Linked DNA regions of Homo sapiens: region 1 is linked to region 2. Evidence: chromatin loops called from intact Hi-C (ENCODE). Cell type or tissue: GM12878. All regions are shown on one strand. Links, peaks and the distances in the headings refer to the core of each region. The heading gives the core; the rest is flanking DNA.

Evidence for each region. Hi-C counts contacts between places; a loop is a spot of excess contacts. Peaks named below come from ENCODE experiments on the same cell type or tissue, not always from the same donor. Only the 100,000 strongest peaks of a DNase experiment are listed, where the experiment ranks them.
Region 1: a loop joins it to region 2, with 2.5 times the contacts of the local background. A loop is called at or near these places in 3 of 110 quality-filtered maps.

Annotation. Positions count from the first base shown.
Region 1 is chr4:40,664,740-40,680,421 of GRCh38, reverse strand. No RefSeq gene overlaps it. Among named protein-coding and RNA genes, the nearest start is that of RBM47, 43 kb to the right of the region's middle. RefSeq lists an enhancer at 6,941-8,140. In GM12878, for the core only: no CTCF peak of the experiment used is centred there; DNase peaks (open chromatin) are centred at 7,221 and 10,818; H3K4me3 peaks cover 570 bases; H3K27ac peaks cover 4,014 bases.
Region 2 is chr4:40,542,381-40,558,062 of GRCh38, reverse strand. RBM47 (RNA binding motif protein 47) reads left to right here. Exons shown (of 7, transcript NM_001098634.2): 2 at 13,557-13,641. Among named protein-coding and RNA genes, the nearest start is that of MIR4802, 48 kb to the right of the region's middle. RefSeq lists a silencer at 6,946-7,035. In GM12878, for the core only: a CTCF peak has its summit at 7,018 (motif pointing right); DNase peaks (open chromatin) are centred at 6,094 and 6,872; H3K4me3 peaks cover 1,347 bases; H3K27ac peaks cover 2,537 bases.

The DNA.
Region 1 (15,682 bases), core at 2,975-10,974, 120 kb before region 2:
TCTGCCTCCCAGGTTCAAGCAATTCTGCCTCAGCCTCCCGAGTAGCTGAGATTACAGGCATGCACCACCACGCCGGGCTAATTTTGTATTTTTAGTAGAGACGGGGTTTCTCCATGTTGAGGCTGGTCTTGAACTCCTGACCTCAGTTGATCCACCCACCTCAGCCTCCCAAAGTGCTGGGATTACAGGCATGAGCCACCGCACCCGGCAAGCCCAGGAGTTTAAGACTAGCATGGTCAACATAGCGAGACCCTGTTGCGCATCCTGTGGTCCCAGCTACTTGGGAGCTGAGGTGGGAGGATTGCTTGACCCCAGGAGTTCAAGGCTGCAGTGAGCTGTGATTGTGCCATTGCACTTCAGCCTGAGTGACAGAGCGAGACCCCATCTCAAAAACAAAACAAAACAAACAAAAAAAACCAAGTATTAGTCAACTGTTTCAGGAATTGGCCAGGAGAGAGTACAAGTCTCTGGTCCCTGAGGGAAAAGAAACTCATCATTTTGTTTGTTTGTTTGTTTGTTTGTTTTTTGAGACAGAGTCTTGCTCTGTCGCCCAGACTGGAGTGCAGTGGCGCAATCTCAGCTCATGCAACATCCACCTCCTGGATTCAAGCGATTTTCCTGCCTCAGCCTCCTGAGTAGCTGGGATTACAGGCGCCTGCCACCATGCCTGGCTAATTTTTTGTATTTTTAGTACAGACAGGGTTTCACCGTGTTAGCCAGGATGGTCTCAATCTCCTGACCTCATGATCCGCCCACCTCAGCCTCCCAAAGTGCTGGGATTACAGGCATGAGCCACCGCGTCCGGCCGAGAAACTCATCTTTTTTAAGCCCCAGAATCATTCTGGCTCTTTACCTGGGGGGCAATTTCCTGGCATCCAAGTAGGAAAAGGAGAACTTAACTAAGCTGAGGAGGCAGAGTACAGAGTTTCGGGCAGCTGAGCAGCTGGAATCTGCTGGTTAGAACACTGGAGACAGGAGCTTTGCAGAGGAAGGACTCCAAAAAATCCTCGTGGGGGTGTCCTCTGAGCACTTGGTTAAGAGCTGTGTTGCACATTTGAAAGGTGAGACTACCCAAGGATGACCAGGTACCAGCTTCTGTGCGGTGGAAGAAGCTGAGCAGAGATTGAGTTCAAGCAGCAACGGAGGGGGCGGGCATTAGTTATGGCTCAGCCTGAGTGGGAAAGCACTCTAACACTTTGTTAATGACACTCCAGGCATCCAGCTGGGACATCGAAGAGTTCACGTCTTAAAAGTAAGGACCACGGCCGGGCGGGTGTCTCGCGCCTGTAACTCCAGCACTTCGGGAGGCCGAGGCGGGCTCAAGCTTGAACTTGAGCTCTTGAGCTTCAGCTCAGGAGTTTGAGACCAGCCTGGGCAACATGGTGAAACCCCATCTCTACAAAAACTACAAGTAGCCAGGTGTGGTGGCATGTGCCTGTAGTCCCAGCTACTCAGGAGGCTGAGGCAGGAGGATTGCTTGAGCCTGGGAAATTGAGGCTGCAGTGATCCCTGATCACACCACGGCACTCCAGCCTGGGTGATGACAGAGTGAGGCCCTGTCTTAAAAAAATAAATAAATGAAAGTAAGGATCATGGTCTACAGCAATATTTCTTAAATTGCTGTCCCCTGACCAGCAGCATCAACATAACCTGGAAATTTGTTAGACGTTACTGTTGGAAATGCAAATTCAAGGGCCCCACTTCAGACCTACTGAATCAGAAACTCAGGAGAAGAAGCCCAGAAATTTATGTTCTAACAATAGCTCTTCAGATGATTCAGATACAAACTAAATTTGAGGCGACTGTCCTAGAGGAAGGCCCACACTAGACATGCCCTAACAAAGCCTAAAACTACGCCTTGACAAAATCCACAAGGGAAACAGAGCTCGAAGGTTGGAAAAATATCTTGAAATTTCCAAAGATCTACCCTAACGAAGTTAAAAGCAAAACAAACAAAAAACTCGTATGCAAGCTCAAAGTGACCAGGAAATAACTGACCTGCCTATTGGAACAAAAATAAAGATAACAGAATCCAAAATTTCTACAACGTATTAGCTGTAGTGTCCAGTATTACCATAAAACATTACTAGACATGCAAAAAAAAAAAAAGGAAAAAAAGAAGAAGGAAGAAAGAAAATAAAGAAAAACAAAAGTAGTCAAAGAAATTGACCTGATCCTGAGACTACGCAGATATTAGATGTAGTAGACGAAGACATTTAAGCAGTATTTATAAAGATATTTGTCCAGGTGAGGTGGCTCATCCCTATAATCCCAGCACTTTGGGAGGCCAAGGCAGGAGAAACACTTGAGCCCAGGAGTTCGAGACCAGCCTGGACAACAAAGTGAGACCCTGTCTCTATGAAAAACTGAAAAAAAATAGCCGAGTATGGTGGTGCAGGCCTGTGATTCCAGCCTGTGGCTGAGGCAGGAGGTTTGATTGAGCCCAGGAGGTCAAGGCTGCAGTGAACCAAGATTGCACCATGCATTCTAGCCTAGGCAACAGAGTGAGACTCTGTCTCAAAAAAAAAAAAAAAAAATTAATCTTTTAAAGTAAAAATAAAGACATTCAAGCCTGGGAAATATAATACTACCCTGTCTCGTGGCCGGGCGCAGTAGCTCACGCCTGTAATCCCAGCACGTTGGGAGGCCGAGGTGGGCAGATCACTTGAGGTCAGGAGTTCGAGACCAGCCTGGCCAACATGGTGAAACCCCCTCTCTACTAAAAACACAAAAATTAGCTGGGCATGGTGGCAGGCGCCTATAGTCCCAGCTACTCGGGAGCCTGAGGCAGGAGAATTGATTGAACCTGGGAGGTGGAAGTTGCATGAGCTGAGATCACGCCGCTACACTCCAGCCTGGTGACAGAGCAAGATTGTCTCAAAAAAAATAAATAAATAAAGTAAAATAATAATAATAATAATAATAATAATAATAATAATACCCTGTCTCTACTAAAAAAACAAAAGTAAAGGCTAGGCGCAGTGGCTCACGCCTGTAATCCCAGCACTTTGAAAGACTGAGGCGGGCAGATCACAAGATCAAGCGATCGAGACCATCCTGGCCGATATGGTGAAACCCTATCTCTACCAAAAATACAAAAATTAGCTGGGCATGGTGGTGCGCACCTGTAATCCTAGCTACTCAGGAGGCTGAGGCAGGAGAATCACTTGAATCAGCGAGTTGGAGGTTGTAGTGAGCCGAGATCGCGCCACTGCGCTCCAGCCTGGGTGACAAGAGTGAGCTCTCGTCTCAAAAAAAAGAAAAGAAAAGAAAAGAAAAGTAAAAATTAGCTGGGTATGGTGGCTTGTGCCTATTGTCCTAGCTACTCAGGAAGCTGAGGAGGGAGGATCGCTTGAGCCCAGAAGTTTAAAGCTGCAGCGAGCTATGATCGTGCCACTGCACTCCAGCCTGAGTGACAGAGGAGATCTTGTCTCTAAAGGAAAAAAAGACCAGGCATAGTGGCTCATGCCTGTAATCCCAGCAGTTTAAGAGGCCGAGGCTGGCAGATTGCTTGAGTCCAGGAGTTTGAGACCAGCCTGGGCAACATAGCGAAACCTCATCTCTATTTCAAAAAAAAAATTAAAAATAAAGATATTTAAAGAATTAAAGGAACACATGTAAATATGTTCAAAATAAAGGAAAATATTATCTTAATGAGTAAGTAGGGAACCTCAGCAGAGAAATGGAAACTCTAAAAAAGAAGCAAATGCAAACTCTAGAACTGAAAGGCAAAATAAAATAACAAAACTCACTGGAAAGACTTAACAGCAGACGGAAGATGGCAAAACAGTCAGTAAACCCAAAGACCAACCAATAAGAATTATCCTATTCGAAAAACAGAGAAAAAAGATTGGAAAAAAATTAATACAGCCTCAGAGACCTGGAGGACAATATTAGACCTACATGTAACTGATGTCCCAAAAAAAGACAGTGAGAATGGGACAGAAAAATAACGGAAGAACGAATGGCCCAACATTTCCCAAAGTTGATGAAAATATCAATAAATCCAAGAAGCTCAGTGAATCCCAAGCAATATAAATACAAAGAAAATCCATACCTTAGCTCATCCTCCCCAGATTGTCCAACAAATTTTATTTTTAGAAATAAAGAAAAAATGGGGCCGTGCAAGATGGCTCACGCCTGTAATCCCAGTACTTTGGAGGCAGAGGTGGGTGGATCACCTGAGGTCAGGAGTTTGAGACCAGCCTGACAAACACCATGAAACCCTGTCTCTACTAAAAATAGAAAAATTAGCTGGGTGTGGTGGCGGGTGCCTGTAATCCCAGCTACTCAAAAGGCTGAGGCAGGAGGATCCCTTGAACCCAGGAGGTGGAGGCTGCAGTGAGCCAAGATTGCGCCACTGCACTACAGCCTGGGCTATAGAGCGAGACGCCATCTCAAAACAAAACAAAAAAAACTTCACTTTTCTAGGCACATTTGTTCATCTCCATTTCCATTACATTAGGTCAGGCTTTTACTGGCTATAGTTAGAAGCTCAGATTTAGGAATCCAGTGGTCTGGGTTTGAATTTTGGCTTTAACCACTTACTAGATGTGACTATGGGCACGTTCTTTGACTTCTCTGAGCCTTAGTTACACAGTCTGTAAAACAGGAATAATAATAAACCTATCTGTGGAGATTTTTTTTTTTTTAGATAGAGTCTCACTCTGTTGCCCAGGCTGGAGTGCAGTGGCGTGATCTCAGCTCACTGCAACCTCTGCCTCCCGGGTTCAAGGGATTCTCCTGCCTCAGCCTCCTGAGTAGCTGGGATTACAGGAACCCACCACCACGCCTGGCTAATTTTTGTATTTTTAGTAGAGATGGGGTTTCACCATGTTGGCCAGGCTGGTCTCGAGCTCCTGACCTCAGGTGATCTTCCCTCCTCGGCCTCCCAAAGTGCTGGGATTAGAGGAGTGAACCACCATGCCTGGCCAATCTGTGGAGATTTTTAAGGTTGCATAGAAATATTCAGTGTCGCCACTGTGAGAGTCCCAGGTGGACTGTGTTATGCTATAATTACAGGTATCCCCCAGGCTAAAAGAACAGAAGCTATTTGGAATATTGCCAGTTGCCATGGCAGAGGGGAAAAGAGTCTTCTGACACATTATGGTCTAGCTCTTAGTCCTTAAAGTTTTGGCTGGGTGTGGTGGCTCATGCCTGTAATCCCAGCCCTTTGGGAGGCCGAGGTTTGCGGATCACCTGAGGTCAGGAGTTTGAGGCCAGCCTGATCAACACGACAAAACCTCGTCTCTACTAAAAATACAAAAATTAGCTAGGCATGGTGGAGGGTGCCTGTAGTCTCAGCTACTGGGGAGACTGAGGCGGGAGAATCACTTGAACCCAGTAGGTGGAGGTGTTGCAGTGAGCCGAGATCGTGCCACTGCACTCCACTCCAGCCTGGGTGACAGAGTAAGACTCGTCTCTGGAAAAAAAAAAAATTAGCTAGGCATGGTAGCTCGTGCCTGTAGTTCCAGCTACTTGGGAGGCTGAGGCACAAGAATCCCTTGAACCCGGGTGGTGCAGGTTTCAGTGAGCTGAGATTGTGCCACTGCCCTCCAGCCTGGGTAACAGAGTGAGACTCCATCTCAAAAAAAAAAAAAAAAAAAAGAAAAAGAGATTTCAGTATGGATTTTGGAGGATCACCAAATTCAGATCATAGCAATACTTGTGCTATAAAAGCCAAATGCAGAGTCCTGTGTTAAGGAACTCCACCAAAGTACATGAGAAGGAAGAAGAAGCAGCAGCTTTGCCAAAATGATTTGATAAAAGAGAGAAATAATGTATTCAGAGAAAAGGGGAGGAACTCAATCTTTGTCTAAGGTGAACTTCCAAATCAACTCATTAATAAATGCTCCAATAAAAACAGTGTACTTGTTATGCGTGAAATGCTGTTTTAATATTCATACATATAAGAAAGGTAATGATAGGTGTTTACCATAGACTGTTTGGAGTCTGATCTTTTTTTTTTTTTTGAGACGGAGTCTCGCTCTGTCACCCAGCCTGGAGTGCAGTGGCGTGATCTCCGCTCACTGCAACTTCCGCCTTCCCAGTTCAAGCTATTCTCTTGCCTCAACCTCCTGAGTAACTGGGATTACAGGCACACGCCACCACGCCTGGCTAATTTTGTATTTTTAGTAGAGACAGGGTTTCTCCATGTTGGTCAGGCTGGTCTTGAACTCCCGACCTCAGGTGATCCGCCTGCCTCGGCCTCCCAAAGTGTTGGGATTATAGGCATGAGCCACAGCCCTGGCACCGGAGTCTGGTCTTATACTTGATTCACTGAGTAGCTCAGTTACTTAGTTGCTCCCTGCATCAAAGAGGCTCTTATAGTAATAGCAGCTATTAGCAGCTGGCAACTATTTTACACACATACATCATCTCTAATTTTCAAAAGAGTTCTGCAAGGAAGGCATTTGTTGTAGGCAGAATGTCTAAAATGGACCCTAAAGATGTCCTTTATCTCTGGAACCTGTGAATATGATGAGATTTCACTCTGATGATTATATTATGTTGTATGGCACAGTTGACCTTAAGAAAGAGTGATTATCTGGGTGAACATGAGCTGCTAAAGCAGAAAGCGGCAGGCATGGTGGCCCATGCCTGTAATCCCAGCACTTTGGGAGGTCAAGGCAAGAGGATCACTTGAGCCCAGGAGTTTAAAATCAGCCTGGGCAACATAGCGAGATCCCCACTCTACAAAATAAATAAGTAGATAAAAAAAAGAATAAAAGCAGAGAGCTTTCTCTGGCTGAGAGCAGAAGTCAGATGTTTTCCAAGTGTCAGAAGGGTTAGGTGTGTAGTTGCTGCTTTGGAATAGAGGGTCACTGTGGAGGAAGGGGGCAGGCTTAAGGAGCTGAGAAATGGCCTCTGCTGACAGCCAGTGAGGAAACAAGGCCTCGGTCCCACAACTGCAGGAACCTACATTCTGCTGACAACAGGGATGAGCTTGGAGGAAGACCCTGAGCTCTAGGTGAGGACACGGACAACCAACATCTTGATTTCAGCGTTTCAAGGCTCTTAGCAGAAAACCTGGTTACGCCATCTGGGGCCTCTGGCCTACAGCACTGTGAAATGATGAGTGGGAGTAGCTCTTACCCTCTAGATCTGTGCTAATTTATTACACAGCAGTAGAAAACTAATAAAGCATTCATACCCTCCTCCTGCAGAGGAGGAAACTGAGGTTCAAGGAAGTTTAGTAAATGTGGTGAAAACTATCTTGAGAATGTGGTTAGGGCAGGATTTGATGCAGGCAGACAGACCTACCCACGTCACCATTCAGTAATGTGTTAACCAACCAAGATCCACAGGATGCAAAAGGAATAAAGCTCTTGATAGAGGGAAGGATGACTCAGCTTTCTACTCAGTTTTAGAATGACTCGGATTCTTATTTACTATTGGCTGAACAATGGCTTGGGTTTCTGCAAGGATCTTGATCTGTGGGAGTGGCTCCCACGTATCTGCTCTGTTGAGATGTATTAGCTTGTCTCCTTTTTTCGCTACAAGCATTAGATGACTGATTTCCAAACGAGTGAAGCTGAATGGATTTAGCCAGATTAACATTCTAACAGCAAGAAACAGGGGAAGAAAAGGCAAATCCTGGGGCGCTTTGTTAACACACGGAATCACTCACACAAACATACTCAGGAAAAGCCTTCTCTCCGAGGCCTAGCTTTGTAGATATTCAGCTTCCTGAAGACACGCCAGTTTTAAAAGGAGGAGTTCCAAAGAGCACTTACCATCAGGACCTGGCCCCAGCTCTTCATGTGACCTTTCCTTCCTCTTTCCGGCTCACTCCACTCCAGCCGCAGGACCTCTGGACCCTCCCTTGAGTTATGCTAAACTCCTGCCTGCCTTGGGCCACTGTGCCTCTGTTCTCTTTGGCGTGGAATATTCTTTCTCTAGTTCATGTCGTTAATTCACTCAGATCTCTGCTCAAGTGGCATCTGACTGGAGTGTCTTTCCCTGACCAACTTATTTAAAGCAGCGCTGTTCCCTGCCCGTCACTGTCTCCTTATCCTGCTTTATTCTTTTTTTTTTTTTTTTTTTGAAGAGGGGGTCTTGCCCTGTCTCCCGGGCTGGGGTGCAGTGGCACGATCTCGGCTCACTGCAACCTTCACCTCCCAGGTTCGAGCGATTCTCGCGTCTCAGCCTCCCAAGTTGCTGGGACTACAGGTACGTGCCACCATGCCTGGCTAATTTTTGTATTTTTAGTAGAGATAGGGTTTCACCATGTTGGCCAGGCTGGTCTCGAACTCGTGACCTCAGGTGATTCACCCACCTTGGCCTCCCAAAGTGCTGAGATTACAGGCGTGAGCCACCGCGCCGGCCCCTGCTTTATTCTTCTTCATAGCACTTTGGCTACCTGATATGCCTCAGATGTACAAATATGTTTATTTGTTTGTCATTGCCTTTCTCCCGCATGAGGTTTTGTTTTATTCATTGCTGTATTCCCAGTATCCACAATAATTTACAGCACATAGTAGGGAATCAAATATTTGTTGAATGAATTAATGAATCAAGAACAAAAGCACTGCATCTGTTAAATGATTTGGCATTCCTGAGCTATTTCTGCACCTAATCTCTCTCTCTCTCTCAGGGGTATTTGCTAATGGGTCTAATATGGGAAAGATACTTAATTCCATGGTTGTACAAAATCTAGAATACAGAAGATTAAAACCTGGAGACAAGGCCGGGTGCAGTGGCTCAAGCCTGTAATCCCAGCACTTTGGGAGACTGAGGTGGGCAGATCATCTGAGGTCGGGAGTTCAAGATCAGCCTGACCAACATGGAGAAACTCCATCTCTACTAAAAATACAAAATTAGCCAGGCATTGTGGCACACGCCTGTAATCTCAGCTACTTGTGAGGCTGAGGCAGGAAAATCGCTTGAACCTGAGAGGCGGAGGTTGGAGTGAGCCAAGACTGCACCATTGTACTCCAGCCTGGGCCACAAGAGCGAAACTCCGTCTCAAAAAAAACCAAAAAAACAAAAACCTGGAGACAGTGTGGTGTAAGAATGAAGTCCTTCAGGCCAGGCGCAGTAGCTCACGCCTGTAATCCCACCACTTTGGGAGCCGAGGTGGGTGGATTGCCTGAGGTCAGGAGTTCAAGACCAGCCTGGCTAGCATGGTGAAACCCCGTCTCTACTAAAAATACAAAAATTAGCCGGGTGTGGTGGCACACACCTGTAGTCTCAGCTACTCAGGAGGCAGGAGAATCACCTGAACCCAGGAGGCGGAGGTTGCAGTGAGCTGAAATGGCAACACTGCACTCCAGCCTGGTGGTGACAGAGTGAGATTCCGCCTCAAAAAAAAAAAAACAAAAAAAAAAACGAATGAAGTCCTTCCTTGCCTTTCAATAGGCGTGTGACCTAGGAAAAGTCATTTACTTCTTTTAGCACCAGATGTCTTATCTTTTAAATGCGGGTAATGATAGGGTGCTGTTTGGAAGGACTAGAGCAGATGGGATCTGGCGATTTCTTCTTACACTAAGATACTTTGAAATTAGAGCTCAGTTGGTAGGGAATTAGGAAATGTTGGTTTTAGCCCTATGTTAAATGTAAACTGAGTGTATAACATAGGGCTAGTCCTTTAACCTCTCTAGAACTCCAGATAAACCAGAATTTCTTTGAGGTCCCTTTGAGGTCAGCTCTCAATCACCTGCAGGCATTGGGAGGAACCAGGTTGACCAGATGTCCTGGTGTTTGTGAGACCTTAATCTCTGTCCCTCCAGGGCTTGAGTCCACCTGTTGTTTGGTAGAGGTGAGGCTTGTAAAGTAGGTATTTTCTGTAAGTATTTTCAGTAAGTATTTTCTGAGCACATGTTTTGTGTCATGTGCTGGGGATACCACAGTGAACAATGCAGACAAGGCCCCTGTCCTCTCACATTCTAGGGATAAGAAACAGACAATAAACAGGTAAATGGAAAATAAATCAAGACCGGGCGCAGTGGCTCACGCCTGAAATCTCAGCCATCTGGGAGTCCGAGGTGTGCGGATCACCTGAGGTCAGGAGTTCGAGACTAACCTGGTCAACATGGTGAAATCCCCCATCTCTACTAAAAATACAAAAATTAGCCGGGCATGGTGGCGCACGTGTGTAATCCCAGCTACTCGGGAGGCTGAGGCAGGAGAATCGCTTGAACCCGGGAGGCAGAGGTTGCAGTGAGCCAAGATCACACCACTGCACTCCAGCCTGGGTGATAGAGTGAGACAGTCTCAAAAAAAAAAAAAAGAAAGTAAAAAAGAAAATAAATCAAGACTAGTGTGATATTGCAGTATAATAAAAAATATATATTTAGTCTTTGTCTTCATTTCCCGCCTAGAGCTCCTAAAACCTTTGTAATTTCCCAAGTGATAATTTGAAAAGAGTGTCTTTTGTTACTCATAAAAAGCCCCTTTCAACTATACCTGAGTTTTTTGTTTTGTTTTTGTTTGGTGACAGGGTCTCACTCTGTCACCCAGACTGGAGTGCAGTGGCATGATCACAGCTCGCTGCAGTCTCGATTTCCTGGGCTCCAGCAATCCTCCTGCCTCAGCCTCCCAAATAGCTGGGACTACAGGCACATGTCTGGCTGTATTTTAAAATACATCTGGCTAATTTAAAAAAATTTTTGTAGAGGCAGGGTCTCACTGCGTTGCCCATGCTGATCTTGGGGTCCTCCTGCCTTGGCCTCCCACAGTGCTGGGATTACAGGCATGAGCCACTGCACCCGGCCTACACCTTCACAAGTTCGTGAAGTGACTTTGGGAAAACCCCTAAGGAGGGGGCGCTGGCTGTCAGGGGAGCTATCTTTGTGATTAGACAGTTGAAACTTTCGGCCCCACCGTTCAACCTCTGGGGAGAGTCGGAGGGTTAAAATTTGAGTTCAATCAGTAATGGCCAGTGAGTTAATCAATCATGCCCACATAACGGAACCTCCATAAAACCCCTACACAACAGGGTACAGAGACCTTCCAAGTGAGTGAACAAACACATCAAGATGCTGGGAGGTCAAAAGGATGTGGCTGGAGAGAAAAAAAAAAAGATGCTGGGAGGGTGGCATGTTTGGAGAGCATGGAAGCTCCACCTGTCCTCATACCTTGCCCTGTGCATCTTTTCCACCTGGCTGCTCCTGAGTTGCATCCTTTACAATGAACTGGGTGATGGTACGCAAAGCGTGCTCCTGAGTTCCGTGAGCCATTCTAGCAAATTATGGAACCCAAAGAGGGGATTGTGAGAACCCTTTATTTATAGTTAGTTGGTCAGAAGTATAGGAAGCCCACCGGTTCCTGCACAGTTTTCTGGGCATAGCAGCTGTTCTCCTTCCTACTCCAGCTGTTTCAGGAGCAACAGAATCAAGGTCCTCTAGGCTCAGGGAGACAGGTTATGAATTTAGACCTTGACCTTAGGCCTTGACAACAGCAGATAACTACTAATTAGAACTGGGTGGCTGGGCCAGATGCAGTGGCTGACACTTGTCATCCTAGCACTTTGGGAGGCCAAGGTGGGAGGATCACTTGAGGTCAGGAGTTCAAGACCAGCCTGGCCAACAAGGTGAAACCCTGTCTCTACTAAAAGTACAAAAATTAACTGGGCATGGTGGCATGCACCTGTAATCCCAGCTACTCAGGAGGCTGAGGCAGGAGAATCACTTGAACCTGGGAGGCAGAGGCTTTTTTGAGACTCCGTCTAAAAAAAAAAAAAAAACACTGTAGGAATCCCAGGCTTGCATTTTGGCATCAAAGGGTAGTCTTATGGGACTGAGCCCTTCCCCAGTGGGGTCTGTGCTAACTCCAGACAGTTAGTGTCAGAATTGAGATAAATTGTAGGACACCCAGCTGTTGTCTGCAGAGAATTGGTGAATCGCTTCGTGTGAAAAACCTACCTGGTTTTCCTGACATGTGTTGTGTTGTCAGAAGTGTTCTGTAGGAGTATAGAAAAAAAGGGTTCTTTTTTTCCTTTTCACTAGTGATAAGTGCTAGGCAGGAAATAGAAGAATGATATCATAAAGAATAGCAGATAGGATCTGTTGAGTTAACTCAGATCAGGAAAGGCCTTTCTGGAGCATTTAAACTGAGCTTTAAGGGATGAGAAGAATCCAGCCATGGGAAGAGCCTTCCAGGCAAGGGAAAAGGCGAGCACAACCCTCGAGGCCTTGAGGATGGAAAGGGCCGGGCTGCCTTAGAACCAGACCAAGGCCAGTGTGCAGAGGGTGTAGTGATTGAAGGCACAGTGGATGAGGTGAGGCTGTGAGGCAGGCAGGAGCTCTTCATGTGAGTGAGGCCTTAAAGGCAATGGTTAGGGGGAACCATTGCCCCAGTTTGCCCAGAACTGAGGGTTTCCTGAAATGCAGGACTTTCAGTGCTGAAATCAAGAAAGTCTTGGGCAAAACAGGATGAGGTCACCCTAGCCATGGTAAGGAATTGTGCCAAGCTGATATTGTGCTGTACTTAGTCTGCAATAGGCAATCACTGAGGGTTGTTTTTTTTTGAGACAGTTTCGCTCTTGTTGCCCAGGCTGGAGTGCTATGGCGCGATCTCGGCTCACTGCAACCTCCACCTTCCAGTTTCTTTCTTTCTATTTTTTTTTTTGAAACGGAGTCTCACTCTGTCGCTCAGGCTGGAGTGCAGTGGCGCGATCTGGCCTCACTGCAAGCTCTGCCTCCTGGGTTCACGCCATTCTCCTGCCTCAGCCTCCCGAGTAGCTGGGACTACAGGCACCCGCCACCATGCCCGGCTAAATTTTTTTGTATTTTTAGTAGAGACGGGGTTTCACCGTGTTAGCCAGGATGGTCTCGATCTCCTGACCTCGTGATCCCCCTGCCTCAGCCTCCCAAAGTGCTGGGATTACAGGCATGAGCCATCTAGCCCAGCCAACCTTCTGGTTTCAAGCGATTCTCCTGCCTCAGCCTCCAGAGTAGCTGGGATTACAGGCACCTGCCACCACTCCCGGCTAATTTTTGTTTGTATTTTTAGTAGAGACAGGGTTTCACCATGTTGGCCAGGCTGGTCTCGAACTCCTGACCTCGTGATCCGCCCGTCTTGGCCTCCCGAAGTGCTGGGATTACAGGCGTGAGCCACCGCGCCCAGCCGGCAATCACTGAAAGGTTTTAAGTAGGAAATGATGCCCAGTGATTTCTGATTTTAAAGGTCACTCTGGCTTTTGTGTGGCGAATGCTTAAGAAAGGAGCAAGTTGGAAAAAGAGGTGGCCAGTTAGCCAATTATTACACTCCTCCATGCAAGAGATGATGGGGTATTGAAATAGATTGAAGATGGAGAGAGATGAATGGATACAAGATACATTTTGGAGGTAGAATGAACAGGACTTGGAAATGTATGTGGAGAAGGCAAAGGAGTTAAAGATGATATCTGGAGCAGCACAACTCACAATTGCAAAGATGTGGAACCAACCTAACTGCGCATCAAGCAATGAGTGGATAAAGAAAATGTGGTATATATACACCATGGAATACTACTCAGCCACAAAAAGGAACGAAATAATACCTTTTGCAGCAACTTGGATGGAGCTGGAGGCCATTATCCTAAGTAAAGTAATTCAGGAATGGATACCAAATATCATATGTTCTCACTTATGAGTAGATGCTAAGCTATGATGATGCAAAGACATAAGAATGATGTAATGGGCCAGGCATGGTGGCTCACACCTGTAATCCCAGGACTTTGGGAGGCTGAGGTGGGCAGATCATGAGGTTGAGTTCGACACCAGCCTGGCCAAAATGGTGAAACCCCATCTCTACTTAAAAAATACAAAAAGTAGCTGGGCATGGTGGCACACACCTGTAGTCCCAGCTACTTAGGAGGCTGAGGCAGGAGAATAGCTTGAACCCAGTAGGCAGAGGTTGCAGTGAGCCGAGATCGTACCACTGCACTCCAGCCTGGGCAACAGAGTGAGAATTTGTTTGAAAAAAAAAAAAAAAAAAGAATGATATAATGAACTTTGGGACTTGGGGTGGGGGGAAAAGTCAGGAGGGGGAAGAGGGATAAAAGACTACATTTTGGGGTACAGTGTACACTGCTCAGGTGACAGGTGCACTAAAATCTCAGAAATCACCACTGAAGAATTTATCCATGTAACCAAAAACCACCTGTACCCCCAAAACTATTGAAAGAAAATTTTTTTAAAAGATGATACATGCACTCTGGTTTTACTATCTACTTAATTGGTTTTGCCAATAGAGAGAAATCTGAGGAGAACCTGGGTGTGGAAGTTCAGAGCAGGCAAGGATGGAGGTACCTGGAGTTCCATTCAGAAGAAAATGTGATACTCAGAATGAAAACACTCTTATTGTTAATGTTCAGGGTATTTTGTAACCATTAGCTAATTAATTCTCAAAATAGTTGTTCTGAGTTGTTAATTACCTAAATCCCATTTTACAGTTTCTGGAGAAGAGCAAGTGTCAGTAATTTGCCTAAGGCTAGACTAAATTGTAGAACTGACAGCAGCACCAATTAATTCCTGGTAGTCTTATGTTCTGCCAATCTTTTAAAAGAGGAGCTCTTAGTTGGGATGAGTAAATTGAATGATGTTTGGGAGAGTAAGGCATAGACTTAATAGTCTGAGGGTTGTGCTTTGACTTTCCCTCTTATTACGTAGGTGACATGGGCACATATAAGAATAATCCTTAGTCAGGCTGGGAGCGGTGGCTCACGCCTGTAATCCCAGCACTTTGGGAGGCTGAGGTGGGTGGATCACGAGGTCAGGAGTTTGAGACCAGCCTGACCAACATAGTGAAACCCTGTCTCTACTAAAAATACAAAAATTAGCTGGACATGGTGACGCACAGCTGTAGTCCCAGCTACTTGGGAGTCTGAGGCAGGAGAACAGCTTGAACCTTAGAGGCGGAGGTTGCAGTGAGCTGAGATCACGCCACTGCACTCCAGCCTGGGCAACAGAGCAAGACTCTATCTCAAAAAAAAAAAAAAAAAAAAAAAAAAGAATAATCCTTAGTCTTAGTTTACTCATCCATAAAATAGTAATTTTTATCTTATTTTATCTTAGAAAGTCAAATGTTCAACATTTTCTTACTTTTTGCGGTGTCCTCTATCTAGAAACAATTTTGCCCAGAAAACTGTTAACCTATTAGAGAAATCTTCTTTGATCACCCTATAATAAATTAACAGCAGCCACCTTTCACCTAAAGGTACTTTTCACCCCACTTTAGCCAAGTTTGATTTCTCTTTATAGCACTTATTACCGTCTGACCTATTATATATCCATTTTTATAAGATCATAGATTTTGTCTGTTTTATTCCCTGCTAGTATCACCCATGTCTAGAACATTGCCTGGAACAATATATGAGTGCTCAATAATATTTGTTCAATAAATTAAATGAAATTATGCACATAAAATACTTAGCACAATATCTGCTCATGATAGAAACTCAGTAATTGTTAGCAGTTGCTATATCAGAATAGGAATTTGGAGACGTACTCAATTTTATACATTCCTTGCCTAAGAAACTTTTAAAGCAATATTTTTTTATATATCTTTATTAAAAATAACTTTTTTTTTTTTGAGACGGAGTCTCGCTCTGTTGCCCAGGCTGGAGTGCAGTGGCGCAATCTCGGCTCACCGCAAGCTCTGCCTGTTAGCCAGGATGGTCTTGATCTCCTGACCTCATGACCCACCCGCCTTGGCCTCCCAAAGTGCTGGGTTACAGGCGTGAGCCACCACACCTGCC
Region 2 (15,682 bases), core at 3,732-11,731:
ACTATGGGAGCTTTGAGGAATTCAGGACGATGTAATTTACACTGAGATGTGCTTATAATCTGCTTGGGAAGACAAGATCTAACCAGAGTACACATTAAAAAAGAATAAGAAAATTAAGCAACAATCCACAACTATAAAGATAACAGGTCACTGAGCAACATATGATAAATTGCCAAATAGGATTGCCTAGGCAATAACAATTTCACAACTCAGAGGTGGGAGAAGGCCTTGTGTTTGTCTGCTGAGGAACCTCTGATTTTTTATTGTAAAATTCTATACTCATGCATTCATTCATTCAACAATTTTTTTTTTTAAGGTGGGGTTTCGCTCTTGTTGCCCAGGCTGGAGTGCAATGGTGCGACCTTGGCTCACTGCAACCTCCGCCTCCTGGGTTCAAGCGATTCTCCTGCTTCAGCATCCCAAGTAGCTGGGATTTCTGGCACCCACCACCATGCCCAGCTAATTTTTGGATTTTTGGTAGAGACGGAGTTTCACCATGTTGGCCAGGCTGGTCTTGAACTCCTGACCTCAGTTGATCCGCCCACCTCAGACTCCCAAAGCGCTGGGATTACAGGCATGAGCCACTGCGCCCAGCCAACTCAACAAATATTTATGGAGCTACTAGGATGTGGCAGGTGCTATGCTTCATGCTGGGAACACAGATGAGCATATAGATATAGTACTGTCCTCAAGGAAATTACAGTCTAGTAGGAACAGCCAGTCAGTGAACAAAGAAAGCCAGGAGTATTTAATTAGAACCCACGATGACTGCTCAAAGGGAAAGTGTACACCAAGATGTGGGTGAGAATTAAAGGGTGGGACAGTCTACTTTGGGCATTGGGGAAGGCTTCCCTGAGGAATTGACATTTGAACTGAGATCTGAAGAATGGAGGTAACCCCAAGGACTTAGCCAAGTAAGCACACTGTGGGCCCAAATGATCAGCATCTTTTACTTCCACCAATAATGAATTTAGGGGACAGAAAAGTTGAAGCATAAATTATAATTGCTCTGCATTCTGGACATTAGGGAAATATCAATTTTTAATGAGCGTACACTTTCATATGTGCACAACTCCCCCCAACGTGCCCCCCAACACACATTCTCAGGCTCACAACCCACCTGCAGCTCTTCATCCCACCTCATCATGTAAATGTATATATATATATTTTTTTGAGACAAGGTTTCTCTCTGTTGCCCAGGCTGGAGTGCCGTGGCGCAAACTCAGCTCACTGCAACCTTTGCATCCTGGGCTCAGGTGATTCACCCACCTCAGTCTCCCAAGTAGCTGGGATTACAGGCGTGCACCACCATACTCGGTGAATTTTTTTATTTTTTATAGAGACAAGATTTCGCCATATTGCCCAGGCTGGTCTGGAACTCCTGAGCTCAAGTGATCCTCCCGCCTCAGTCTCCCAAAGTGCTAGTATTATAGGCATGAGCCACTGTGTCTGGCCCTCATAGTATAATCTTAAAAAGAATGTATTAGTTTGGTGCAAAAGTAATTGCGGTTTTTGCCATTAAAAGTAATAGCAAAAACTGCAATTACTTTATTTTTGAGACAGAGTCTCACTTTGTCACCCAATCTGGAGTGCAGTGGTGTGATCGTGATCCTCCTACCTTGGCCTCCCAAAGTGCTGGGATTACAGGCATGACCTACTGCACCTTAATCTTCATTAAGTAATGAAGATTACTTAACCTCATAGTGTAATCTTAAAAAGAATGTATTAGGCTGGGTGCAGTGGCTCAGCCTGTAATCCCAGCACTTTGGGAGGCTGAGGCGGGCAGATCACCTGAGGTCAGGAGATGGAGAACAGTCTGGCCAACATGGTGAAACCCCGTCTCTACTAAAAATACAAAAATAAGCCAGACGCGGTGGTGCATGCCTGTAATCCCAGCTACTCAGGAGGCTGAGGCGTGAGAACTGCTTGAACCCAGGAGGCAGAGGTTGCAGTGAGCCAAGATCACGCCACCGCACTCCAGCCTGCGCGACAGAGCCAGACTCTGTCTCAAAAAAAAAAAAAAAAGAAGATCTTTTCAGGTCTTTAGCAGGTTGGCTTCAGTGTTTCCCAGAGGCTCCTGGGGAAGATGTTCAAGGAGGCAAAAGTTTTGATCTCCAAGCCTCTGGATGCCATTTTCCCGAAAGTGGCCATGACTTCTGGGAAGTCAGCTGTTCTGTGCCCTAACTCACCTGGTGTCATCGCTGGTCCAAATTGCCTTCACAGGTGACAGCACAAGGCCACCTTGGCTGTTCATCTTTCCGAATTCTATTTCTGGGACCCACATCAGAAAAACAGTTGAGGAATCACTGACTTTCAGATCACATTCCCATCATTCATGAGAGAGGCAGGATGATGTGGCGGCCGCAGGCATGGCCTGCAGAATTAGGCTGCCTGATTGCAGTCCTAGCGTTGCCAGTTACTAGGTGTGTGATGTGGGCAAGTTACTTCTCTGCATTAATATAAGTGAGAAATCCTTGTCGAAACCCATTGGGTCAGATGTGTTTTAGAAGCCAGAACATTTCAGATTTTAGAAAGATAATATGTTGCACGTACCCTGTGTTGCTTAATACCACTCATCTCAGGCAGTATTCCTTGATCACACCCATCACTATTTCTTCAGCAGAGCGAATGGACACTCAGACATGCTGCAAGAAACGAAGGCTGTAGAGAGTCTCATTAGAAACTAGAAAGTCAGGGGCTGGGTGCGGTGACTCACACCTGTAATCCCAGCACTTTTGGAGGCTGAGATGGACGGATTACTTGAGGACAGGAGTTTGAGACCAGCTGGGCAACATGGCAAAATCCCGTCTCTATTAAAAATACAAAAATTAAGCCGGGTGTGGTGGCTCACGCCTGTAATCCCTTTGGGAGTCTGAGGCGGGTGGATTGCCTGAGGTCAGGAGTTCGAGGCCAGCCTGGCCAACATAGTGAAACCCCATCTCTAGTAAAAATACAAAAAATTAACTGGGCATGGTGGCGGGCGCTTGTAATCCCAGCTACTGGGAAGGCTGAGGCAGGAGAACCGCTTGAACCTGGGAGGCGGAGGTTGCAGTGAGCCGAGATCGCGCCATTGCACTGCAGCCTGGGCAACAAGAGGGAAACTACGTCTCAAAAACAAAACAAAAAACCAAAAATTAGCTGAGTGTTGTGGTGCGTGCCTGCAGTCCCAGCTACTCAGGAAGCTGAGGCAGGAGAATCACTTGAACCCTGGAGGTGGAGGTTGCAGCAAGCCGAGATCACGCCACTGCCCTTAAGCCTGGGAGATTCGTTAAAAAAAAAAGGAAGAAAGGGAGGGAGGGAGGGAAAGAAAGGAGAGAGAGATGGGGGGAAGGGAGGAAGGAACTAGAGCGTCGGATTTTGCTGCTAAATTATTTCTTTAAAATTTTTTTTCTTCCTCTAGAGCAATCAGAAAGAATGCTGAATTATTTCTAAAAATTACTTGGTTTTTCAGAGTTGTAGTGCCTCTTACAGGTGAGATGTACATCTTGGAAAGAATTCAATGAGAGCATATATATATAAAGTGCTGAGAACAGAAGGCACCATGCAAGTGTGAGCTTTCATAAAGTAAACTTACTTGTTATGATGAAGCCACTGGAGACTTCATTTGTGACACCGTGGCCAGCCCACCAGCTTTTGTCTTTTTTTTTTTTTTTTTTTGAGGTTTGCTTTGCATATCCCACTTTTTTCCTAGGTATTTTCCATGCTGGGCTATTTGACTTACGTTAGAAGCAAAGCAGCCCCCAGATGTTACTGTTGTGCCTGGTATGTTGTCAAACTGCACTTTAAAAGGACAGAGGACAGGAAGTAAATGACGCATGACTCAAGTGACTGGAAATGGTTCTCGGATAGGAAGTTATCATTGGGACAGTAATGAGAGGAAGTACAGTTCAGTTGAATGAGGCCTTAGAGAGCATTCGTTCCCTGGGCGCAATCCCACTGAGTGCATTCTTTGCACCAGGCACCGTGCTGGGTCCTGGGGTTGCGGAGATGAATACGGGACTGTGCATCCTTTAAGTGGTCCCGCGTCTCCTGATGTTCACCATTTCTATGTGAGCTTGGAGAAACCAGGTAACCTCTCTGCACTTGCGTACTCAGTTTCAGGACAAAAGGGCTGGCTGGCTCATCTTACGACGAAGGCCCTATTTTACCTTCAAATGTCTCTGATCGCAAAGAACTTCTTAGTAGAGGTTGCTGGCCAACCACTGTTCAGCACTCTGAATTCAAGTAAAGGACATGGGCTTTTTAGCTTGTTGATAGTAAAAGTCTTGGAACAGGTTTGATTAAGGGCTTATTATCTCTCCAACCAGGGGATATTTTATTTCTCAAATATTGACTATTGACTAGTGCTAGACCCTGCGTTAGGAGCTGGGAGTGCCTTGGTGAAGAAGAAAAAGTCCCTTATCATGGAGCTCACATTTTAGTGGGGCAGATAGATAGTGAAAAGTGATAAAAATGAATACATAATTGGCTGGGCGTAGTGGCTCACACCTGTAATCCCAGCACTTTGGGAAACCAAGGTGGGCAGATCACCTGAGGTCAGGAGTTCAAGACCTGCCTGGCAACATGGTGAAATGCCATCTTTACTAAAAATACAAAAAATAGCCATGCATAGTGGCATGCGCCTGTAATCCCAGCTACTTGGGAGGCTGAGGCAGGAGAATTGCTTTAACCTGGGAGGCTGAGGTTGGAGTGAGCCGAGACCACGCCACTGCACTCCAGCCTGGGTGACAGAGTGAGACTCTGTCTCAAAAATAAAATAAAATAAAATAAAAAATACATAATGCAATTTCAGATAATAATATGAGCAAAGAAGAGAAATAAAGATAGGGAAGAGGAAGAAAGAGTATACAGTTGGTGATTGGAGAACTCTTTTAAAAGAATAATCAATTCATGAAGTATTCCATATTAAAAAAAAAAAAAAGCAATCAGAGGTGGGGCGTGGTGGCGCGTGCCTGTAGTCCCGGCTACTCGGGAGGCTGAGGCAGGAGAATCACTTGAACCCGGGAGGCGGAGGTTGTAGTGAGCCAAGATCGTGCCACTGCACTCCAGCCTGGGTGACAGCGTGAGACTCCGTCTCAAAAAAAAAAAGAAAAAAGAAAAGAAAGTTGTCAGAGAAGACTTCTTGGAGGAGATGGCATTTGAGCAAAGACCTGAATTCAGTCAGGGAGAGAGCTAGGATGGGGGGTGGTGTAAAGGCTGGGAAAGGAAATTCCAGGTGGGGCCGACAGTGAGTGCCAAGGCAGGAGAAGAGGATGAGCTGGTTTGTTTAAGAAACGGCCAGAAGGCCAGTGGTATAGCCAGCACTGTGAGGTTGATGGAGAATGAACAGCAGGGAATGGAGCACAGCCAAGCCACGCTATGCAGGCTCCTAGAGGGAACCTGGGGAAGGACTCTGGATTTTATTCCAAGTGTGAGGACATGCCATTGGAGGGTTTTGAGAAGGGAAGTGACGTGACCGTGTTTAAAAAGAAAGATTGATCTATCAGAATGTGGATTCGGCAGCCATATACAGAAATGAGTCTACCCCTGGTTCAAATTAATTTAGCCCACCTGCTACTGCAGGATCTGGACTAGATGAATTTTTAACACGTCAATAGTTGAAATACAGAGCCCATTTTTATTTATATCCTTTATCTTTTTATTATTTATTTATTTATTTATTTTTGAGACAGAGTCTCACTCTGTCGCCCAGGCTGGAGTACAGTGGCGGGATCTCAGCTCACTGCAACCTCCACCTCCCAGGTTCAAGCAATTCTTCTGCTTCAGCCTCTTGAGTAGCTGGGACTACAGGTGCCCGCCACCATGCCCTGTTAATTTTTTGTATTTTTAGTAGAGACAGGGTTTCACCATGTTAGCCAGGGTGGTCTCCATCTCCTGACCTCGTGATCCACCTGCCTCAGCCTCCCAAAGTGCTGGGATTACAGGTGTGAGCCACCGCACCTAGCCCCTAAATCCTTATCTTTAAAAAAGTCTTAGGGCCTCTATGTTTTTCTTTTAAACAAGGTCTTGTATAAAGATGGATTGCTCTCTAGAAGAGAAAATGTTTCCAGTTTTTGAGTCAATGCCTGTGTCATCTTTTGTCTTCTTTTAGTGTAACTTTTGAAAATTATGCTGTGGCTATGCAGTGACTCATACCTGTAATTCCCAGCGCTTTGGGAGGCCAAGGCAGGTGAATCACTTGAGGTCAAGAGTTCGAGACTAGCCTGGCCAACATAGTGAAACCCTGTCTCTACTAAAAATACAAAAGTTAGCTGGATGTGGTGGCACGCTCCTGTAATCCCAGGTACTTGGGAGGCTGAGGCAGGAGAATCACTTGAACCCGGGAGGCGGAAGCTGCAGTGAGCCGAGATCCCACCACTGCACTCCAACCTGGGCAAGAGAGCGAGACTCTGTCTCAAAAAAAAAAAAAAAAAGAAAAGTACGCTATTTGATTCTCCCTCCCTCCCTCTTCCTTGTGTACTTCCTTCTTCCCTCCTTTCCTTTCTTTTTTAAAAGTGCTTGTTATTTTATTAGAGATCTGGATTCTGCTTGCCAATGTTAATAAAATGCAGGATTGTTTTTATTAGGTACTATTTGTTTACTTTGTTTTGTTGTTTTCTTTCTTTGTACAAAGATATCTTGGGAATATTGAATATATTCACAGATGGTAGAATCGGAGTTTGCAGTTCTGCTTTCTTTGCCCTGACCTTGTTTGAGACGTGCTTGCTTCTGATATGCTGATTCCACGTTGCAAAAGTGAAAGTATGTACTAAAGGGCCTTAAAATTAAGCAGCAAAGTAAACAGAGATTAAATTGTCTTTTGAATTTGTCAGCCTCGAACCATATGTATTTTGTGGCCACCGTATTTTCTTCATTCTTTTGTAACTGTGACCCAAGCCCATAGTGATGTGTGTATACCTCTCATGTAGAAGCAGGTCAGAACATTCACTCTCAGTTACCTTGACAAATATTTGTGGGCAGGCTGGGCTTGCTACCTACACAGCTTCCTAACAGCCCACTTTTGTGCTCAGGAAATATATCAGAACCACAAGAGGGCAGCTTGTTCAGTGAACCTAGGGGTAAAAAAGTGCTGTTTGTTAGTTACAGGATAATGAGAGGGGGAAGATGTCTAAATTTTTCAAAATGTTTCTTGCATAAGGAAGTTTTTTTTTTTTTGCATTCCTTGACAGTTTCATCTATTCAAAGAGAGAATGATTTTGGAAATTAAAAGTTTTAAGACGAGTTTCTTCATGCATATCTATTTTTTCCTTCTCTGGAATATAAATACCCATTTCCCCTTGAATCCCTTTTTCCTCTATCTTCCGTCCCTTCAATCTTTATTAAGGTATAATTTACATATGATAGGGCCAGGCGCGGTGGCTCACACCTGTAATCCCAGCACTTTGGGAAGCTGAGGTGGGCGGATCACTTGAGGTCAGGAGTTTGAGACCAGCCTGGCCCACATGGTGAAACTCCATCTCTACTAAAAACACAAAAATTAGCCGGGCATGGTGCTGGGCACCTGTAGTCCCAGCTACTCTGGAGGCTGAGGCAGGAGAATCACTTGAACCCAGGAGGATGAGGTTGCAGTGAGCTGAGATCATAGCACTACATTCCAGCATGGGCGACAGAGTGAGACTCTGTCTCAAAAAAAAATTACGTATGATAAACTTCCCACATTTTCAGTGGTGACTTTTAACACATGTATCCAGCTGTGAAACCACTACCCCAATCAAGATGTAGGAACTAACATCTCTGGAAAGTTTTCTCATGCCCCTCTGCAGTCAGTCTCCCCTCGAAGGCCCCACATCCCCTTTAATCTTTAATCGTTGAGAACATTTTACCTGACACAAAGCATTTTATAACTTTAAAGTAATGATCATGCACAAAATTTATGGTCTTGTGTAGGAGACCATGTGAGAATTCGGGAGAGATGCAAGGAAATCAAACCCAGCTTCGTTCCAAGACAGCTCTGTTGGGTTTGACCCTTTGTGGCTGTGGTGGTGGTTATCCTCTGGCTAATATTCATGGAGAGGGAGAACTGTCATTAACTGAACAATCATTAATTTCCCATTTGTTCTTTAATATTTATTTCTGCTGTATTTAACATTTATTACTGCGCACGGTGGCTCACACCTGTAATCCCAGCACTTTGGGAGGCCGAGGCGGGTGGATCACAAGGTCAGGAGTTCGAGACCAACATGGTGAAACCCTGTCTCTACTAAAAATACAAAAATTAGCCAGGCGTGGTGGCACACGCCTGTAATACCAGCTGCTTGGGAGGTTGAGGCAGGAGAATTGCTTGAACCCGGGAGGCGGAAGTTGCAGTGAGCTGAGATTGCGCCACTGCACTCTAGCCTGGGCGACAGAGTGAGACTCCGTCTCAAAAAAAAATTAGCTGGGCATGGTGCCACACACCTGTAATCCCAGCTACTTGGGAGGCTGAGGCAGGAGAATTGCTTGAACCCGGGAGGCGTAGGTTGCAGTGAGCCGAGATCATGCCACTGTACTCCAGCCTGGGCCACAGAGCGAGACTTCATCTCAAAAAAAAAAAAAAAACGAACAAACAAAAAAAACATTTATTGCACCTATGTACTCGTATTATTTAACTTAAGGAATCCTCCCTCTAAGGGAAGTGCTATTATTATCCTTACTTACAGACTGAGGAAAATAAGAGGGAGACTGAGGTACTGGCTGGGCGTGGTGGCTCACGCCTGTAATCCCAGCACTTTGGGAGGCAGAGGCAGGTGGATCACTTGAGGTCAGAAGTTTGAGACCAGCCTGGCTAACATGGTGAAACCCTGTCTCTACTAAAAATACAAAAATTAGCTGGGCACGGTGGTGCGTGCCTGTAGTTCCAGCTATTCGGGAGGCTGAGGCAGGAGAATCGCTTGAACCCAGGGGGCGGAGGTTGCAGATTATGCCACTGCACTCTAGTCTGGGCAACAGAGCAAGGCTCTGTGTCCCCCCCCCCAAAAAAAAAGAAACTGAGGTACAGTCATGTGTGGCTTTTGATTGATAAAAAGAATGAGTAAGGTTAGTTTCCTGATGAGGATAAGTGAAATTAAAAGTTTCTTAAGAAACTCATTTTCTCATTGATCATAATAATATGTACCCAGGCCAGGCACAGTGGCTCATGCCTGTAATCCCAGCACTTTGGGAGGCCAAGTTGGGCGGATCACTTGAGCTCAGGAGTTTAAGACCAGTATGGCCCACATGGTGAAACCCTGTCTCGGCTAAAAATACAATAATTAACTGGCATGGTGGCATGTGCCTGTAATCCCAGCTACTTGGGAGGCTGAGGCAGGAGAATCCCTTGAATCCAGGAGGCAGAGGTTGCAGTGAGCCGAGATGGTGCCATTGCACTACAGCCTGGGTGACAAGAGCAAAACTCTGTCTCAAAAAAAAAAAAGTAATATGTACTCAGATTTAAAAGCCAGGGCTTCTCTTTCCCTACATAATGCCCTTGGGCAGTGTCACCCGTGGCTGCAGCTGAACGCCATGATGACTGACCTTGACCGGCAAGCATCCCTATGTCTGTTTCCCTATTTCCTGCCTTCTTTGTCTCCAGACAGGTCGCCCTGCCTTTAGCCCTCCTCTGCATTGTGGTCAGAGTGATCCTTCTAACATGCAGTTCTGGTGATGTCACCTTCCTGATTAAAATTCTCCGATGGCTCCCTCGGCAATCAAATGTGGGCTCCTGGTTCCTTGCCTTGGCAGCGGCACGTCCTGTTGCTCTCCCCTGCCCGTCTTCACCCTGGCTGTGCTCAGCTCATTGTCGTTCTCCAGAGATCCTGTACGCTCTTATGTCCCTGCACCAGGAACTGACTGTTCTGTCTGGAAAATGCCCTCTTGTCTTTCAGATGTGTCTGCCGGGTAAACTGTTATTCATCCTTCAGGACTTGGCTCACATGTTCCCTGATTGACACAGACATGGGATCATCTTCTTCCCAGCTTCCAGGGCCCCTTGTGGATTAGAGCTGGTGTCACGTTGTTTTATAATGGTCTCGTCCCAACTCTGTGCTCCACTAATCTGTACCCTCCTGGAGGGCAATGACTTTGTCTTCTCAACTTGACATTTCTAGCCCAGCTCAGCACCTGGACTCACTATCCACACTGTAATACCACAAAGGCAGAGAACATATTCACCACTGCTATTGCCATTGCCTGGCATAGGGCCTGGCCTGTAGGAGGCATTCATTTCATATTTGTTGAAAGCATTAATAATGGGTGTTTTTAAATATCATACTGTAATGGTTTAGCTCAGGAATTGCAACCTGAAGGGCATCATCAAGCCATAGCCGTCTTTTGTATGGCCTCATAGTATTTTAAGTTTTTTGAATTTGATACCTTTGGATAGAGCATGTGCTCTCCTGTTTACCACTGTTTAATTGCACAGTTAATCCACTCTGATTATCATGCCCTTGACCTCCTTACTCATCTGCGACTCATCTGGTCCTGGGAGATGAGGTTGGGGGATGTGGGGAGGGGCAGTGTATTTCTTTGTTTAGGCTGCCATAACAAAATACCATGGACCAAGTGGCTTTAACAGCAGACATTTATTTTCTCATGGTTGTGGAGGCTGGAAGTCCAAGATCAAGGTGACAGCAGGGTTTGTTTACCTGGAGGCTTTTCTGCCTGGCTTGCAGATGGCTGCCCACTCACTGTGCCCTCACACAGTCATCCCTCGGTCTGTGTTGTCTGTGTCTGAATTTCCTCTTCTTATGAAGACACTGGTTATATTGCATTAGGGCCCATCCCCGTGACCTCATTTAATCTTAATTACCCATTTAAAGACCCTGTCTCCAAATATAGTCACATTGTGAGATACTAGGGGTTAGACCTTGAATTTATGAATTTGGCAGGGCAGGGAGGGGCACTGTATATCCTAGAACAGGAAGAGACATGAACTCTCTAGTACTGTGGTCTGTTCCTTGCATCTGATTCCTGTTTTATAACATGTCACTAAAAGGGAACCCAGGAGCTAGCAGAGAGAGCAGTTTGTTCACTGAGGCACAATTTGGATGGTTATAATATGCACCTGCTCAAACACCTGATCTCTACTCTGGTCCCTTTGATCTTGGTACCATATTCATGTTTCTTAAGCAGCTAACATTTAGTCAGAATGCCAGGTAGAACTTAGGTGCTTTTCAGTTTGGAAATCCATACCCTTTTTCATTCTATCACTCCAAAAACTGATGTGTGGGCTGCAGACTTTATTTGCCAAGGGTTAGGTGGACAGGAGAGGTAAAAGCTGTATAATGACATGGCACCACCTCCATTTGCTGTAAGCAAACAGCCAGGTCCTTTATTACCCTTGAAACAGGCACTCGTGACACAGGTTGGACTCACCGAAGCAAGTCAAATGCCAGGTTTCTGTGGGTCAAAGTTCCTTCCAGCACTGTATGTTAATCAGAAGCTCAACCTTAGTTAATTTGGCCATTGCATTGGGAAGAACTTTGGAACAAATGATTACTGAGCTGGACTGCAGGAGTTAGCATAGCCCAGTATTTTCTTATCCAAGAGGTACGTTGTAGTCTTTCTTGGAGGGGATCGCAGGAATGAGACATTTGTCACAGCTTTATTTATTCTTGGTGGAACAGTAGTATAATAAAATCTTCTACACTGAACCTAGCTAATCAAAAGTATTTACTTGCTGTAATCCCAGCACTTTGGGAGGCTGAGGCGGGTGGATCACATGAGGTCAGGAGTTCAAGACCAGCCTGACCAACATGGTGAAACCCCATCTCTACTACAAATACAAAATTAGCCCGGAGTGGTGGTGCATGCCTGTAATCCCAGCTACTTGGGAGGCTAAGGTGGGAGAATCACTTGAACCCGGGAGGCGGAGGTTGCAGTGAGCTGAGATCATGCCACTGCACTCCAGCCTGGGTGACAAGAGGGAAACTCCATCTGGAAAAAAAAAAAGTATTTACTTAAAAATATGAAACTGAATTGTTAGAGAATATTATTTGTGTATAGGCAGAAAAGCCAGCTGTAGAGGGCTTCCAAGGTGAAGGAACATTTAAAACTAACACAACTCATAGTGATTTAAATGATTTTGAATTTAATGTGCCTCTGCAGAAAGAATTTTAAATGAACATAATAATCATAGCCGCCCTTCATTGAACATTTTCTCTGTGTGCTAGGCCCCAAAGGCTTCATATCTCTTGTCACAATGTCTCCAACAAATGGGTACTATTAGGCCCATATTAGATGAGAAAAACTCAGAGGTTCAGAGAGGCTGAGTAAAATGCCCAAGATCAACCAGCTAGCAAGCAGTAGAGTGGAGTTTCGAGCACCTGGTCAAACCTGTGAGCTTCCCCTCCCTGTTAGTCCACTTTTTATACATTTCCTCTTCTCTCCCTCTCTTTCTCTTTTATTTATTTATTTATTTATTTATTTATTTATTTATTTTTGAGAAGGAGCCTTGCTCTTGTTGCCCAGACTGGAGAGCAATCGCGTGATCTTGGCTCACTGCAACCTCCGCCTCCCGAGTTCAAGCAGTTCTCCTGTGTCAGCCTCCTGAGTAGCTGGGACTACAGGTGCCCACCACCACGCCTGGTTAATTTTTGTATTTTTAGTAGAGATGGGGTTTCACCATATTGGTCAGGCTGGTCTTGAACTCCTGACCTCAGGTGATCCACCTGCCTCGGGCTCCCAAAGTGCTGGGATTACAGGTGTGAGCCACTGCGCCTGGCCTCTCTCTCTCTCTTTTAAAGACAGGATCTCAGGCCGGGCGCCGTGGCTCACGCCTGTAATCCCAGCACTTTGGGAGGCTGAGGCGGGCAGATCATGAGGTCAGGAGTTCGAGACCAGCCTGACCAACATGGTGAAACCCCGTCTCTACTAAAAATACAAAACATTAGCTGGGCATGGTGGGGCATGCCTGTAATCCCAGCTACTTGGGAGGCTGAGGCAGGAGAATTGCTTGAACCTGGGAGACGGAGGTTGCAGTGAGCTGAGGTCTCGCCACTGCACTCCAGCCTGGGTGACAGAGCGAGACTCCGTCTGAAAAAAAAAAAAAAAAAAAAAGGATCTCACTCTGTTTTCCAGGCTGGAGTGCACGATCATAGCTCACTGCAGCCTCAGAACTCCTAGGCTCAAGTGATCCTCTCGCCTCAGCTCCTCCAACAAGCTGGGACCATGGGCGCCCAGCTAATTTTAAATTTTTTTGTAGAGATAGGCTCTCACTATATTGCCCAGGTTGGTCTCAAATTCCTGGGCTTAAAGTGATGCTCCTGCCTCGGCCTTCCAAAGTGCTGTGATTACAGGCATGAGGCTCTCCTTTCTCTCTTTGTCATAGTAAGATTTTCTTTCCTTGAGTGTCTTTTAATTAATATGAAACGGAATAGTCTTGCAGAGCTGGCAAAATGATGTGACCAGTGGAGATTTCCTATATTGCCTGGTTATGTAGCTTCCCTTGTAGTTCCAGGCACACACAACGGCCTGTGATAATAGCAAAACACCATGTTCCTTCTTCTCACCCGCTCTCCCAGTTCCATTTAGTGATCACTAACTTTGGACTTCTCAATACCAGCCTTTGGGTCAGTAGTGTTATTTTTTTCATTTCACAGCTCAGGTAACGGAGGCCTTGGAAAGAGACTCTGCGTCAGGTCACCCAGCAGAGATCAGCAATCCTTGGCTCACTGAGGAGGTTTGGTAAGTTGGCATCATCTTCACCATGACTCAAATGCACATAACCCGGTGGCGGGGGAGAAAAGTGGGTGAACATCACATAGCGACATCAAAATGCTAATCCTTGCCACCCCCCTTTGTTTTTGTTTTTACAAACGTATTGTTGTTGTGTTTGTTTAATTTACTAGGCCAGAGTGCCCTGTATGTTTGTAAGCACAAATGTCCTCAGAGGACTCCCACAGCCAAAAAGAATGACAGAGGTGTATTTGAATGATTTCAGTGAAACTCTTTTAATACTGATTTCATGAAAATGTCTGGTGGTGGGTTCTTCCTGTAGCATTACTGCATATCATCAACTAGAATGCATCCCCCGCCCTTCACACATACAATTTAACATGTCTGAAATTCGGTGCACCTTATGCAAACAGGTCTGGTGAAATACAGCATTTCTCTGATAATCCCCAAATGACCAGCATTAAGTATTCCCTACCTTCTATTTTTCACACAATACAAATGTTTTTTTTTTTTTTTTCTTTTTAGAGGGTTGAATTTTTAAGGGTAAGAAATGCATAGTCTGATGAGTAGATGATTAGTAAGAAGTCTGTGCTTACCAAAGAAAGAATTTAGGTTTCCTTTTTTGTTTTTGTTTTTGAAATGAAGTCACATTATCACCCAGGCTGGAGTGCAGTGGCACGATCTCGGCTCACTGCAACCTCTGCTCCTGGGTTTATGTGATTCTCCTGCCTCAGCCTCCCGAGTAGCTGGGACTGACTACAGGCACGCACCATCACACCTGGCTAATTATTGTATTTTTAGTCGAGATGGGGTTTCACCATGTTGGCCAGGCTGGTCTCAAACTCCTGACCTCAAGTGATCTGCCCACCTCAGCCTCCCAAAGTGCTGGGATTATAGGCATGAGCCACCACACCCAGCCAGAATTTAGTTTTCTAATACTGAAAGAAAAACTTTTTTTTTTGGTGACTTCATATGATAGTCTTGAGATGAGCACCCCAAGGACCTTGTAAATAGTGGGCGCTGGCACTCAGAACAGCCCATGTGAGATAATGAAGCAGCCTTCCAGACATAAGATCCCAGAATCAGACACTTATCCAAGGTTCCCCTCCTGCAATCAGCGGGTAGGAGTTTGCAATGAAAACACTCCATGCTATGTCCCAGAGTGACTCGTTCATTTATCCGTGAAAGCAGAGTCCAAATCCATGTTCATGTTAAATGTGCAGAAAAATAGCATCTTGAGAGTTAATGCCACAGAATGGGCATGATTCCCTAAGCCACATTTGCCTGATTGAGACAGACTTTAACATTTGCAAAACCTCCATGTTATGAGACCCTATAGGTGATAGTACATGATCTGTAGGGATACAAGTAAATCCATTAACAAACATTTTTTGAGCACCTGCTATGTGCCAGGCTCTGTGCTAGGCTCTGTGCTAGATGTAGCATAATTAAGAAGTAATTAGGACAGAAAGGATTGCTGTCCCCACAGGGCTACTTTAGTAGTCACAGAAGATATTAAATAATACATTAACAGAGTAATGAGTGGGCTGATGAAGAACTGTAAGGAGTTAAGAGTCTAAAACAAGAAAACCTAAGCTAGCCAGAGTGGCTCACGCCTGCAATCCCAGCACATAGGGAGGCCAGGGTGAGAGGATCACTTGAGCTCAGGAGTTCAAGACCAACCTGGGCAACATAATGAGACCTGTCTCTACAAAAATTTAAAAATTGTCATCCCATTCTCTACTGGAAAATAAAAAATTAGCTGGGTATGCTGGCACGCACCCATAGTCCCAGCTACTTGGGAGGCTGCAGTGAGAGAATTGCTTAGGCCTGGGAGGTTGAGGCTACAGTGAGCCAAGATTGCATCACTGCAGTCTAGCCAGGGCAACAGAGCAAGACCCTATCTCGAAAAAATAAATAAATAAAAACAAGAGGACCTAACATAATCTGAGTCAGGAGGTGACTATTGGGAAGGTTGCTTGGAGTTTGAATGGCATTCTAACTGAGACCTGGAGGATAGGCAGAGGGGGATTGGAGACAGGCGGCAGTG